2 separate regions of the Homo sapiens genome follow, and region 2 is linked to region 1. Evidence: chromatin loops called from intact Hi-C (ENCODE). Cell type or tissue: endothelial cell of umbilical vein. All regions are shown on one strand.

Region 1 (8,000 bases):
ATTAACGTCAACGTCAACTCAGCTGCTGGTCTCTTGGATCAATTCTATGAGAAACAGCGACTCCTCATCATCTCAGCTCCTGATCCTTCCAACCGATATTATAAAATGCAGATCTCTATGCTACAGGTAAGGCCCACTCCCCTAAAGAGGGCTTAGCTCCTGTAAATTATCCCTTACCTTTTCCAAATCAGAGTTGTTCTCTGCAGCACAAACCTTACCTACTTCCTGAAACTTTTTGTGGATAGCATTTGATCAGTTTTACCATAGACATATTTAGCACATTTAAAAAACTGTTTTTACTGAAAAGGCAATAAAGTCACTGGAGTGGTGGCTGTGACTTGCAGGGAGCTGGGTGAAAGATGGGAAGGGAGTGTGGCAAAGCACTCTGAAGAGACTTGCAAGACAGCTATGATCAAATGTAAATGTTGGGAATTAAGTACATTTATGTTTTCAAGGAATAACAGCGCTAACAAACACTTATGCAGTAAGTGCTATGTAGCTATCCAGTACTGATCTATGGGTTTTACACATATTCATCCAATTCTCACAACAACCCTTTGGAGGTGGATACTATCGTTATCCCCATTGAATAGGTGAGGAAACTGATGCATAGAGATTAAGTCACTTGCCCAAGGTCACTAGCTAGTAAGTGGTGGAGCTGGGATTGAACACAGGGAGTCTGGCTGCAGAATCTGTCCTCTTAGCCACTACCAGTAGCAAAAAAGAAGGAAAAGCGTTATGATATCTCAAAGTAAAATGAGAGAGTTGCATGGCAGTTTTTAACATAAGAGATACCTAGCCAAAGCCACTGGTAGGGAGAGGTCGATAGGACAGAATAAATATGATTATGGGGACTTATAAAAGAACAGGCTAGGTTACTGAAGATAATTCAGGATGTGCTGACAAGACTAAGAGAAGCAGCTCTGGGGAGCTACAAGGGGCTGGATACCCACGTGGGAGAAAAAGCTACTTAGGAGGCTTCTAAAGATTGAATCTTAGAAGTTGCCTAGTGAATATTCAGAGGCCCAGGATGGAAGCAGTTTTACAAAAAAAAAAAAAAAGAAAAAAAAAAAAAAAAGGACCCTGGAGGGTCTAGACCAAAAAGAGGGCCTTATTCATCTAGAGATCCAAAAAGACTGACAAAGGCAACAGTTCCTTTGGAAGCAAGGGAGTAAGAACAAGAAAAGGAACCTGTCAGCAAGCATAGTGACTCTGAGGGTAAGGACTAGAGGGGAAGCCCAAAGATGAAACAGAGGTGGGGTGCCGGGGAGTATTCAAGGCCTCTTTAAACCTCACCCTGGTAAATGGCTAGCAGGTGATCCTGCAAGACAAGGCAGGACAGAGATCTGGGGTAGGACTGCAAGCTGCACTGCCCAGTGCAAGGAAGGTAACAAGGGGTAATGAAAAGAGCACTGGGCACAATTTTGGAGAAATCCTGGAGACCGAGCGAAGGCCCTGGCCAGGTAGCCTATTGGTAAAGAGCACACGCTTGGGCAGGGGGCATCAGTCCTCAGTTTGAATCTTGGCTCAGCATGTTATTGTCACCACCTGGCTTGTGAGGGGTGTTGTGAAGATTAGATTATGTCTACAAAGCATTAGGTTTGTGTATTCAATAAACAACAGCCATTATCATATCACATTGGCTATCCATCAAGAACTTATGTAATTTAAAACCTATGCAAAGCTAAATGATTATGTTCCTGCAATTTACTCATTGCATTTCTCTTCTCTACCCCACTTTGTGTAACTGGTTTCAGTAGAATGAAGGAAACACTGTTGGGGCAAGTACTTCAGGAATGACAGAGGGAACAGGTTGTTGTAGACCCCACAGTGTGATTGCGTGATCATTGGGGGAGAAGGAGCTCCTTTCCCACACTGCTTCATATGGTCCCAGGAGGAATCAGCCAAGTAGCCTTAGGTTTGAACGCACAGCTCTGTTGCATAAAATGTTCTGTCTCCCTCCCAGCAATCCACCTGTGGACTGGATTTGCGGCATGTGACCATCATTGAACTGGTGGGACAGCCACCTCAGGAGGTGGGGCGCATCCGGGAGCAACAGCTGTCAGCCAACATCATCGAGGAGCTCAGGTCCAGGCTGGGAGGCTGCCAAACTTGGGGGGAGGGGGGGCTGGGGCGGGGGGAGAAACCCTAGGCAGGACACTGGCAAAAGCGGACTATGGGGAAACCATCAGACACTACTCTCTTGCGGCACTTCTTGCGTTTGAACTCTTATGGATGCATTAGGTAAGACCAGAGAGTAGTTTCTTTACTTTGGTAGAACATCAGAATCAAATGAGGGCTTAAAATACAGATGACCAGGCCCCATCCTAAACCACCTTAGGAATGTGCTTTTACAAAGGCACCTGAGGGGACTCTGAAGCACAGCCAGGGCTGAGACAGTAAACCCAAACTTGACTCAGATAAGCCCCTGCTCTTGTTTTCTGGCCTCATCTCTTTGCCTTCAGTCTCCAAAGGAGCAAAAGCCATCTTTTTTTTTTTTTTTTTTTTGAGACACAGTTTTGCTCTTGTCGCCCAGGCTGGAGTGCAATGGCACGATTTCAGCTCACTGAAACCTCCACCTCCCAGATTCAAGTGATTCTCCTGCCTCAGCCTCCCGAGTAGCTGGGATTACAGGTGTGCACCACCACACCCAGCTAATTTTTGTATTTTTAGTAGAGACAGGTTTCGCCATATTGGCCAGGCTGGTCTCAAACTCCTGACCTCAGGTGATCTGCCCACCTCCGCCTCCCAACCTGCTGGGATTACAGGCATGAGCCACCATGCCTGGCCGCAAAAGGCATCTTTAAGCACTGAAATCTGAGTAAGATCTATCAAATCCTGGGGAAGAGAACATTAGAGGTGACAGGTGATGGAAGAAGTGGGTCTTTCTCATTATCTATCCAGTATCACCCTTCTAATGCCTTCACATATATTCAGGGCCAATAAAGCCATCACTGCTCTGTTTTAGAGCAGTGCCTCTAAATGATAGAGAAACTATACCTGCCTCTAGGGCACAGTCTCAGTGGGGACAGAAAGATTCAGTCCTAGTTAGAGAAGAGACTAGAAAACCCTCAGAGGGAGACTGCAGACTTGCAGCTACAGATGGAAGAGTTAACCAGAAGGTATTTATCAACCTAAGGGCTGCCATGTATGATGTGCATACACAGCACAGTCTCTGCAGCGGGTGGCCCCTGGAGTCACCCTGTGCAGCCTGCACAGCAATATGTGATAGCCCTGCTTAAAGGGGCCTACAATGAAAGCACCGCCTGTTAATAACAAAGTTGTTGCAGCTGAGGTGAGGAAGGGACAGCTTAGCAGAACTAGATGCATAGAGGCAGCAAGAGTAGAATCTGAACACAGAAAAACAAAGCGACTTGAGACAGGAAGTAGAGGGAATGGGGACCAGGGATGAGGTGGGGAAGGAATTAGTCCATGAGTGGAGCTGCAAAAAGTCAGAGGGTAGTAGAGCCTGTGGGGATGGGTGCCCAGACAAGGTCTCATACCTCCCTGGGCTGTTCTCTCTAGGCAATTTCAGCGCCTCACTCGCTCCTACTTCAACATGGTGTTGATTGACAAGCAGGGTATTGACCGAGACCGCTACATGGAACCTGTCACCCCCGAGGAAATCTTCACATTCATTGATGACTACCTACTGAGCAATCAGGAGTTGACCCAGCGTCGGGAGCAAAGGGACATATGCGAGTGAACTTGAGCCAGGGCATGGTTAAAGTCAAGGGAAAAGCTCCTCTAGTTAGCTGAAACTGGGACCTAATAAAAGGAGGAAATGTTTTCCCACAGTTCTAGGGACAGGACTCTGAGGTGGGTGAGTTTGACAAATCCTGCGGTGTTTCCAGGCATCCTTTTAGGACTGTGTAATAGTTTCCCTAGAAGCTAGGTAGGGACTGAGGACAGGCCTTGGGCAGTGGGTTGGGGGTAGAAGTTCTTCCTTTCCTAACCCGGGCCCCTGCCCAGCTCTCCAAAGTCTTTCAGAAAAGTAAATCCTAAATTCAGTGATGAACTGGCTGTTTTAACTGGTTCCTCTACCCTGAGGTGACAGCAGAGGGCAGCACGAGCACAACAGAAACCAGCTTACACTTTAAGCAAGTGTAGCTGGATTTTCCTTACAGGATGAGGGGTGGGTAGCAGGGTACAAAACATCCTTTTTTTTTTTTTTTTGAGACGGAGTCTTGCCTTGCGCCCAGGCTGGAGTGCAGTGGCGCGATCTTGGCTCACCGCAAGCTCCGTCTCCTGGGTTCATGCCATTCTCCTGCCTCAGCCTCCCGAGAAGCTGGGACTACAGGCGCCCACCACCACACCCGGCTAACGTTTTGTATTTTTAGTAGAGACGGGTTTTGACCATGTTAGCCAGGATGGTCTCTATCTCCTGACCTCGCGATCCACCCGCCTCGGCCTCCCAAAGTGCTGGGATTACAGGCGTGAGCCACCACGCCCAGCCCAAAACATTCTTGAACTTGTTTGTCATTTCCCCTTCTAGGGCACTGGGCAGCAAATGTTATCTGAACCATTGCTTCACTGTTAGAAAAACCCTGCAGTGGGAGAGAGCTTGGTAAGATGTATCCAATCAGAGCAGAATGTTCTCTGGGGCCCTCCAGCTGGCTCACGGGCAAGAACCCCTTCTTCCTGAGGCCTCCCGTTTCTGTAGCAGAAGGCAAACGATTCTCTCCCTTCCTCAGAGGAGTCCCCAGCTTGTTACTTAGGAAACTTCAAAACCACCACTGCAGGTCGTAGGGAAAGAAAAGAAAAACAGACTCAGCCTCATGTATTAACTTCTTCAGATACTTGTCCCCTTTTGAGAGATGAGCACAGAGCAGGTGGGAGCTATAGCAGCACAAAATCAAGCCTTACCAGGCCTAAAATTCGAGGTGGAGCCACACACAGATCCCTGCTCTGACTGCAGTCCCTCTCAATGGTGTGCCAGTGTCTGAAAGACAAGTGTTCTCTCCCTTGCTGCTGAGAGCCTTCTTTCATACAGTCATGGAACCCAGAGTCATAGCTAAGACTCAGCAGCCTCTCTCCTTCAGCTTTACTCAGGGGGTCATCAGTGGATGACTTGAGGGGAGAAGGAAGCAGGCTGGGTGGGGAGGCAGAGCTCATAATGCTCAAGCACTATGTGCCAGGTGCTGTTCTAAACACTCTACTGATTGACTCCGAAGCCTTCACAAGAACCCTATGAGGTAGGTACTGTTATTAACCCCATTTTACAGATGAGGAAATTGAAGCTGAGTGAGATTAGGTAATTTGCCTAAGATCAGACAGCTAGTAAGTGGCAGAGTCAGGATTTCAACACCAGCAGCCTGGCTCTAGAGGCAATGTTCTTCTTAGACATTATGCCATCCTGACGCTACTTCTTTTCCTACTTTCCATTTAAAGACAACTGAAAGCTGTAAGCAAGGAGAAACTTTCCATGTTCTATAATCCTACCCAGACACAAGGCTCAGAGTGGGCTCAGGAGGAAAGAGGGAAATGGAAATGAAAGGGTCTCAACCTGAGAAAATTCAGTCTTGAAAGCGGAGTGATGGGACATAAATCATGAGCCCAGAACAAATTGGGGGAGCAGTGAGTCAGAGAGAATCTCCTTCCACTGGGATTTTAGTGGAAATCTCATTTTTAAAATGCAATATAAAAAATTAGGGAGTTGCTGGGTAGAATGGAACATGGAGGAAATGTTCAAAGTTGGAGCAAAAAGGTCCCTTCTCCCTCTTCCCTCCAGGGAAATATGGGAACTGTGAGAGGCAGCAGGCAAGTTATGGGCAGAGGCAGATACAATGAGTTCATGTGGGAAATTTCTGGTCAGACTAGCTCTGTGGTTCCAAAGGCAAAGACTGCACCTTGGGCGAGATGAATGCCCTTCGTTGTCTTTATCACTAACACTTCAAATGGGGCAAGCCAGGACATACTAGCAGGTCAAAGGCCCAAACAGCGGAGGCCTACTACCTCCTGAACAGAGCTCCACCTGGACCTGACTCAAGGAACATTTATATGCAACTGAGGAGCTTTTGTTTCATTTCATTTTGAATAGTCAAGTCAGTCTTGCTTTCTTTAGGTAAAGTTTTACAGTAACCTCCTTTGTAGTCCTTTGAAGATGAGGATTTGAGAAATCCCAACTCCTAAAGTAGGGGAGAGACAGCAGCAGAATATGACCCACAGCCAGACCCAAAGGGGCTAGCCCGACCCCTGTATATATTGTACCTCTCTCTCTGCCCACCTCTCCCCCACTTCTCCCCACTGCCCCATTCTCTCTTATCCTGCCTATTCCTCTCCCCTATTTCTCTGTCTCTCTCTCTCTCACATACACACACACTCACTCACAAGCAGTACAGTCACTAAGTTGGCTAGGTAATATCCAAAGCATTCTGATTGTCCTACTTTTTGTAAATTGAACTTATTTAAGATATTTTAGAAGAGATGAGTCACGTCTTCCTTTGACCCTTCACCCATAACACACATACCATTCTCACAGGAGGCCACATGGTGCAGTAGAGTCAGACTTTGATTCAAAGCCCAACTCTGTCACGTGACAGTAGGCTTGAGTTTCCTCATCTGTAAAAAGGGAAGATTTCCTACTTCATAAAGTGGTTGGAGAAATTAAAGAAATAGTATATGAAGCCTTGCACATAAAAAGCATTTGATATATATTAATGCCCTTTTGCACAAGAGGTCAAGAATTGCTTGGGTTCTACCTAGAAATCAAGAGCCTTATTTCTGAGCTGGGTTACTTGGCACCTGTGTTATTTCTCTCTCAAAACTACATAATGGTAGGAGGAGTAAAAGAAAAAGTCCCCGCCTCCCAGAGAAATTGAAGGATCCAGAAAGAAGTGCTTATAGCAGGGAATGTCTCCCCTCACCTCCTGTATGAACATCTCTCTCCTTCCTCCAGTATAGGAGGGTCTGCAAAGCTAAAGGAAGAGTTCCTTTGTTACAAGATAGAAAAGTGGTGCCACTTTAAAGATGATTTCTCAGTGTTCTCCTTAGATACCAAATACAAAGGACGAGGGATCAAGCTCAGCGAAAGTATCAGGCATTTAAGGTATCAGGCAGCAATGCGGGGAAAGGTGAATTTTCTTCAATCAGCATAGGATGGTTAGGGAAGAGCATTTATCACTTTGGTTCTTATCCTTCAAGCCAGGGGAAAAGCAACAGTGAGGACATCAGAGACAAAAGCATTTATAGAACTAACAAACACAAACGTTTGACAAGTGAGAAAGCTTTATTAAAGCACACATACATGTCAGGGGGGTGGGAAACAAAAGAGCAAGTTACAGCCCGGGATCCCAAGTTATGCCTTCCATTACAATTGCAATCCACACCAAATCAATCTTTGAAAACATTCCTCCATTCGGTTCATACATACAGTAGAAACCACTGTGGCTGCCCTTAATCCAGTGTGCTTATAGGAAATCAGTTAGCAGCTGACTCTGTTGAAAGGGATTTCCTCTCTGCTATACACTCCTTCCACACACAACTTTGGGTAGAAACGCTTATGAGAATAGAAAGGTCAGTTTGATCAATGAGTACCAGAAGATGAAACTTAGCTCACTAGACCCTTCTTTGAAAAGCCTCAACACACTACACCCATGTAATATGTAGGTCAAATTTAGGAAACAATAGCAAAAACAGGAACTGAAAGCTCATCAAGCAGGAAGTCAGAATAACAGGGAGACTCTGTCTACATTCCCTTAGAGCCCTTAACAGTCCCCAGCCTGGAGAAACACTGGGCCAATTGAGATAACACTTGGCTCTTCTGGTTGACACAGTGGGATGTAGACCATGCTCTGTTTGATAACACACCCCAGACGCAAACACTAAGACAGATGTGGTACATGAGGATGAATATATCTCATCTTTCATTCGAGAAATGAGGAGCTCTCTCTCCAATGACTGCAGTATCAGTTTAAAATGCAGAAAATTCAGCATGGGCTGTGAGACACTTTACCCTCAGTCACTCTGGTCCTCTGAGATCAGCTAGAAGCTCTCACTGG
Region 2 (8,000 bases), 160 kb before region 1:
TAGCTTCACCAGCAATCTTATTCCTCATGTTTTCCTCTGTTTGATTGCCTTAGTATCTCAAAAATATACTATGAGGCCAGTCTATGTATCTGCATAGTGCATTCTACTTTTAGTTTTTACCATTTAAAGAAACACATTTGCATTTCTAATAAATAGAAACACTTGCCTTTTGATTTTTCTGAGGCAACAGAGGTGACAAATTCTCATTACCAGAGCTCTATCTCAAAAGCTGGCTTGTTTGCTCACTTTGATTCCTCATGGAAGTAGATTCTTCAAAAGAAAGAATGTAAATGGCCATCAAACATACAGCAAAGATGCTCAGACTCAACAATTATGAATGAAATATATATTAAAAGAATGCCAAAATACCATTATTCAAACTGGCAAAAATTAAAGCACTGAAATACCCAGTATAGGTAAGGGTTCTAGGAAACAGACTTTCTTATACATTGATTTGTTCTTTGGAGTTTAAGTTGGTACAGCCTTTTTAAAAGAAAATTTGATAAATTCTAACATTGAAATGTGCAGACATGTTGACTCAAGATTTTCATTTCTAGAAAATTTATGCTACACAAAAGCTTCTGTTGTACAAACATATCTGTTGTAGCATAATGTGTATAAAAACTGGAATAAGTGAAATTTCTGTTAATGAGAGAATGGTTACATAGATTAAGACAATGGAATACTATGGGGTCATAGAATGAGAGAAACCTATATGTATTTACATGGAAAAGCATCCATGATATTGACCAATGAAAAGTACAGAAGAGCCTATAAAATATTATTCAATGTTTATAAGCCAAAACTAATTTATATATGTCTGAATATATACATTTTTGATATGCATATGAAAATTCTGAAGTTATTCCAATCTATCAATAATAGTTACCTCTGGGGAGTAAGATTAATGGCATGGTGGATCCTCACTTCTGTAACACTGAAATTTCTTCACAACGTAATAGCTCTTTTGTAATTTTTAAACATGTATATCTGGAAGCAAAGAAAGAAAAAAGGAAGGAAGGAGGACTAACATTTGCTTAGAATCCTCACTAAGATCAAAAAGAACTACATTTGAAAAATAGCCAGGAATCATAAGGCCTTTGTTTTATTTGATGTCTTCTAGACTTGAGCTTATAGGGAAAGCTCTCTAGGCCATTGAGCACAAAGGTTCTTGTAAAGAGCTCAATCCCTCCTAACAGAAAACTCGTGTGGTTTTATGTTGTCATGCTAGTGATTAGGGCATCCCACACCCCTTGGGGAGAGAAGAAAGTGTGACAATTGCTTTAGCCCTTGAAAGAAAAATGGATTTAAATGCAAAAGGAAAATTTTCTCATTTTTTCTTATGTTAATTATTTGAATATATACATATACATGTACATATACATGTATGTATGTATCAGCAGGAACTATCTTCCCTCAGCCACACATGAGAATGTATCCCCAGTTGTCAGAGGTTGCTGGCCAGATCCTTGCTATTCCCAGTGTCTAAAGTTAGGCAGATAAGGGGCCGTGCAAAGTTATACTGAGAATCTGAACAGATGAATGATCCAAACACTGAAAGAAGAGAAAAGGCCAGGGTTCTGGTGGAGGGTTGAAGAGGCAGCCTCTTTTTGCCTCCAACTCCAGACTATGTGACCATCTCATTGTTAGACCTATGTTTCTCATAATATGTCTTGAGGGAAAAAAGTCTAATCTCATCTTAAAGACGAGTATCCTTCTTGGTAAGACTATAATAGTGTATTCAGTCAGCACCCTGACCTTTCTTGCCTTCACCTAGCTGAAATGTGTAGTTGTATAATTAACCAGAAACCAATTAATTTATGCAACTCTTTACCATCACTTTCATTTTCATAATGAAGACCATTCCTACCAATTCTGACCCTCACAACGGCAATAATCAATATTAAAATTACACGGCTTAGCCTGAACAAAGGATGAGAAAAATAATGAAATAAATAAAAGTTAACAAACACCAAAAAGCACAACTTATGTTGTTACAGCCATATTTCTTTATATAACAAGAATCATTTTCAGAATAGCAGAGACTACAGTTTGACAACCCCTTGTGTGAGCTATTGGCCTGAAAAACACAGCCTTGTAATTATTTAAGGGAAAATGGGCATGGAATTTAGACAGAAGGAATGTCCAGATAAGTCCATATTTGGAGAATAAAAACAAAATACTAGATTACACTGTGTAGGTATGATAGACCCGTACTTACCTGGGAAAGGTAATAAAAAGTTGGCACAAATAGGATGCCAACAGCGTAGTGTATCTCAACAATTCTGGAGGCAGGAAATCTTCACAAGGTAATATATTTGATTTGAGCTTTTTCATCAGCTGTACTAAGTGAAGAATCATTACTTGTGCCCAATCATTTAGGAGTCTGGAGTCTTCAAAGCTCAAGGAGTAGGGGTTGGAGGCCCTTTAAATTCTTGCTAATGTGTGATCCCCAGACTAGTAATATAAGCATCACCTGGGAGGTCATTAGAAATGCAGAATCACAGCCCCCATTCCAGACATAAATCAGAATCTGCGTGTTAACAAGGTGCCCAGGTGATCTGAGATGTGCTGCTCTGGATGTTAGCTGGGAGTTGCACTTGCCTGATTTCAAGCACCAGAGCCATGTCTCCAGTAGCTAAATCCCAGCATCTACCCCTATTCCTAGTCTGACAGCCAAACTCTTAGGAGATAGAAGTGCACAATGGTATTAGCTGATGGTCTGATCAACCAACATTTATTAAACTTCTACTGTGTACCCAGCCAAGGGTTAGGCCCTTAGAGAGACAAAAGATGAAGCCCCCTATTTTCAAGAACTGAATCTTCTTGCTGGGGGAAGAGAAGAGAGGCATATCCATATGCCAATCCACTTCCTCACCTTCTCTCCCTTTCTTTCTCCTATTCTAGCCACAACAGAACTGATCCCTGTTCTCCAAACGTGCCCTGTGCTTTTCTGCCTTCGTACTCAATATTCTGTCCACCTGCAACTTTTCCTGTCCACCCCATCTTCAACTACATACACCTCAAAATCCAGCTCCTGCCTACCCTAAATTACTCTGCCTACCATCCCCCCAGAGTGCATTTCTATATGCACCTTCACCATTATCCGGTTAACACTTGGCTTCAAGCTAGCTGAAAAGATTGACGTTTTTTGAAGCTAAAAAGAAACTTCAGGTGGAATTTCCCATTCTCCCAGCTAAACATAATAACCCTCTTAATGCTTGTACTTAGGGTGATCCTAGAACTGTCTCTTCTTCCAAAATGTTTCAGTTCATTGCCAAAGCACTGTTGAGGTTAAAGATTGTTAAAATGTCTCACCTAGCTTAAAATCAAATTTTAGGACTTCATCAAAATTTGAAATGTTTTATTCAGGGATCAAAATATTGGTCCCCAAACACTGGGCTTCTCCCAAAATATTTCTCACTCCCCTACATGGCTTACACAAAGAAACAAACACACGAACACACACAAACTCAGAGGCCCAAAGCAAGTCACCTGCATTGTCAAACACTGGGTGTAATTCTCAGTGAATACTCTAGATGGTAGCATTGTGCATTTTATTCTCCTATTCTTTTCATTGATTTTTCTAATTCATCATTTTATATATCAGGAAAGACATGTGTGGAGGGGGAGAAAGGTCAAATATTAATTTAATATTAATATGAATCTATAATTAGTTGAAAATTAATAACAATATTAAAAACTTTTCCAACATTTTGTTGCCTCTTAGGCCAATTTCCTGACTCCCTTTTCCCTATTGCTCAAATTCTTGGTTGACACCATTGACTGACTCCACTATCTCATATCGCACTCACTTTCCAACCCTTTGCCATCTTCCCTACCCAACCCTTCTAAAATTATTATTTCATTAACCTCCCCAGTGATTTCCTACTAGCTAAACCCAACTGCCTCTTCTTAGGGCTCATCCTAATTCATTTCTCTGAAACATTTGCGAGGTAATTAACTTTCTCCTTTTTTTCCTCGCAATTTTCCCAACTTCTTTATTTTGAAATGTTTCAAACCTACAAAAAATTGAAAGAATACCACAAAGAGCAGCCACATACTTTCACTTAGATTGACTATTTAACCTGTTACCATACTTCCTCCATCCTTCTTTCATTCTCCCTTGCTCCCTCTCCCTCCCTTTCCAACTTCCCCTCTCTCTTTCCAGATATCATGGCACTCTAGATACTTCAGCATACGTTTCCTAAGTTGCAGATATTATTATACTTGAACCTTAAGTTCCTCAACATGCATCTCGGGAATAAGTACATCCTCCTACGACACCTCCTTCTTGAAATTCTTTACTTTCCTTTCCTACCATTGATTCTTCTTCTACCTCTGACAACACTTTTCTAGAGGCCTAAGGTAGAGAGGGTGGAGCAGGGCAATGAGTCTGGCCCTGGTTTAGCCAAAAATCAACTCTGTGATTTGAAAGAAAAAAAAATTTGCTTAATTATAAAAATAACACATGTCCGTTGTAGAAAACAGGGGAAATACAAAGTTTAAAGAACATAAAAACCATCTAAACCTACTATCTAAAGATGATTACTCGAAAAACATTTTTTTAGTCTTTCCCAAAGCATAATCTATTTTATACAGTTGAGCTGGTATGATAAATACAATTTTCTATCCTGTTTTTTCACTTAACATTGAAAATAAGCATTAAAAACTTTCCATAAAACATTTTTATTGGCTGAATATTATTCTATTATTTTGTTCAATGTAATCTTGAAGAAAAGATGAAACTTCCATTTTAAAAATGAGCAAAAGGCTTAAAGAGCAATTCATAAATGAATACAAATGGCCAAAAGTTTATGAAAAAAGTATTTAACTAGTAATAAAAGATAATTTCAAGCTAAAATGACACCATTTTTATCTATCAAACTGACAAAAAATGTTTTTAAAAAAGAAATAATAACCATGGTTGGAAAAAATGAGAGGAAACAGACAAATACTACTGATTAGAATACAAATTAGTATTTTTTTTTGGATAAAATTTGCAGTGCATAATTTTGAAAACCTTAAAAATATACATACACTTTAGCAAATATGTTTGTAGGAATTCATTCTAACAATATAATTGGGCCATTGCACCACAATACATGCACAAAGATGTTCATAACTGTGATTTATTACAGATTGTTTCCAATCTATTGCTAAATAAAAATAATATGAAATTAACTAAGTAGATTATCGCACAACCATACAACATAATACTAAGCAGCCACTAAGCATATTGTTGAATAATAAAATTACAAGAAAACTATGGGCTCGGATGGGTGGCTCACGCCTGTAATCCCAGCACTTTGACAGGCCAAGGTGGGCAGATCACGAGGTCAGGAGATCGAGACCATCCTGGCTAACACGGTGAAACCCCGTCTCTACTAAAAAATACAAAAAATTAGCCAGGCGTGGTGGTGGGCTCCTGTAGTCCCAGCTACTCGGGAGGCTGAGGCAGGAGAATGGCGTGAACCCGGGAGGCAGAGCTTGCAGTGAGCCAAGATCGTGACACTGCACTCCAGCCTAGGCGACAGAACAAGACTCTGTCTCAAAAAAAAAAAAAAAAAAAGAAAGAAAACTATGATTTTTCTGTTACATATTTCTATATTCCTTGAGGTTTTTCCAATAAACATGCATTGCTTCTGTAATGAGTAGAAAACAAAGATTTTTAAATATTGTAGAAATATTTATTAGCATGAAATATATTAACAATAAATTGATGATTGAATAAAACCATTTATAGAAAACATGCATTGTATGATGCTATTTTAATGGCTTTAATAATATAATTTACACACCATAAAGTTCATCCATTTAAAGTGAACAATTCCATGGTTATTAGTATATTTACGGAGCTGTGCAACCATCACCATGATCTAATTTTAAAACATTTTCATCATCGCAAAGAAAGTCCTCTCCCATCCTCCCATCCCCATCTTCAGCCCTAGACTACCACTAGACTACTTTTCATCTGTATGGATTTGCCATTGTAGAAATTTCATATACATGAGATCATACCATATGCAGTCTTGTGATTTCTTTCATTTAACAGTATTTTCAAGTTTCATCCATGTAGTATGTATCCGTAATTTAATTTTTTATGAATGAATGATATTCCATTGTGTGGATATAACACATTTTATTTACCCATTCATCAGTTGATGGACATTTTGGCTTCTTTTCATTTATCAGCCATTATGGATAATGCTGCGAGTTTTTGTGTGAACATGTTTTACTTTTTTGATAACTAGGAGTGGAATTGCTAGGTCATATGTTTATACTAGGTTTAACTTTTGGAGAAACTGTCAAACTGTTTTCCACAGAGACTGCACCATTTTACATACATACCAGCAATGTATGAGGGTCACAATTTCTCCACATTCTCACCAGCACTTGTTGTTATCTATCATTTATTATTGCCATTCTAGTATGTATGAAGTGGTATCACTTTATGATTTTGATTTTCATTTTCTTAATGACTAATGATATTGAGCATCTTTTCACATGCTATTGGCCATTTGTATATCTTCTTTGGAGAAAAACGTCTATTCAAACCTTTGCCTGTTTTTGTTTTTAAAAATTGAGTTGTCTTTTTATTACTGAGTTCTTTACATGTTCTGGATACCAGTTCCAAGTCTTATATATGACTTTACAAATATTTTCTCCCAGTCTGGGAGCTATCTTTTCACCTTTTCAATATCATTTAAAAGACAAAAATTGTAACTTTAATGAAATTCAGTTATCTTTTTTTTTTTAATGGCTGCTGTTATTCGTATCATATCTAAGAAAATGCTGCTTAACCCAAGGTCACAAAAAATTTACTCCTATGTCTCCTTGTAAGAGTTCTATACTTTTACATCTTACATGTAGGTCTATGATCCCTTTTGAGTTAATTTTTGTGTATGGTGTACTATGGGGTTTCAAATTTACTCTTTTGTATATGGGTATCCATTGTCTCAGCACTATCTGTTGAAAATGCTATTCTGTGTTCAGTGAATTGTCATGGTCCCTTTGTAAAAAATCAATTGATCATAAATATTAAAGCATATTTCAGCACTTTCAATTTTATTTCATTGATCTATATCTCTATACTATGCCAGCATCACATCTTGTTATCTTTAAGCTATATTAATGAAGAGAAAAAGACTGAAAATAAATGGATTAAATCATCAAAAATAAAATATTTTATTGCATGTACGTACCATATGTATTTAACTACTTTCCTCTTCGGGGGCATTTTAAGCTACTTACAGACTTTCACTCTGGTAAGTAACACTGTGATGAGCATCCTTCCACAAACCTGCTGTATTTCAAGTTACTTTCTTAAGATAGATTCCAATCAATGCACCCATTCAGTCAAGAGTAAGAGTGTTTTTAAGATTCTTTAGATATATAGATGAGAGAGAGAAAATGAGAGAAAGAACAAGAGGAAAGAAGGAAAGAAACGTGTGTGTTTGTATGTATACATACATGTCAAAATTAATTTACATATAATCTGTACCAGTTTACACCCCCAACAAGATGTATTACTTAGAGAAAGTCACCCATATTCTCTGTGTCTCAGATTTTTCATCTATCCAGTGAAAATTTGTTTACAAGAATGTTAGAAGCATCAAATAAAATCCTTGTTACAGTGGAGCTATAACAAGTTTTTAAAGTTCTGTAGACATATAGGGTATTGTTATTTCCATTTATTTTGTCCAATTATGATCAATATGCATTTAGTGAGCATCTACTTCCTGCAGAGAACTATGAGTGGCACAAAAATAAAGCAAAAATTAATTAAAAATTAATTCATTGACAAGATGGTAAGCTACTTGGAGACAGAAACCATATCTCATAGAGGATATAAGAAAAGCATTATAGTACAAAAGAATATGATAGCTGTTACAACAGATGTTACAAACACAATCATTTGGATTCACAGAAGATGAGGAGATTAATTTCAGCCAGGGAAATGAGAAAGACTTCCCAAAAGAGGTAGTATTTAGGGTAGG

The links. Peaks named below come from ENCODE experiments on the same cell type or tissue, not always from the same donor. Only the 100,000 strongest peaks of a DNase experiment are listed, where the experiment ranks them.
Region 2: a loop joins it to region 1, with 7 times the contacts of the local background. A loop is called at or near these places in 15 of 110 quality-filtered maps.

The regions. Positions count from the first base shown.
Region 1 is chrX:100,667,282-100,675,281 of GRCh38, forward strand. It overlaps SRPX2 (sushi repeat containing protein X-linked 2), which reads left to right. Exons shown (of 11, transcript NM_014467.3): 9 at 1-126; 10 at 1,967-2,088; 11 at 3,526-8,000. The coding sequence ends at 3,706. It overlaps SYTL4 (synaptotagmin like 4), which reads right to left. Exons shown (of 20, transcript NM_001370165.1): 20 at 7,210-8,000. Among named protein-coding and RNA genes, the nearest start is that of SRPX2, 27 kb to the left of the region's middle. In endothelial cell of umbilical vein, a CTCF peak has its summit at 4,019 (motif pointing right); DNase peaks (open chromatin) are centred at 4,080 and 6,450; H3K27ac peaks cover 2,839 bases.
Region 2 is chrX:100,509,133-100,517,132 of GRCh38, forward strand. No RefSeq gene overlaps it. Among named protein-coding and RNA genes, the nearest start is that of TNMD, 72 kb to the right of the region's middle. In endothelial cell of umbilical vein, a CTCF peak has its summit at 3,527; no DNase peak of the experiment used is centred here.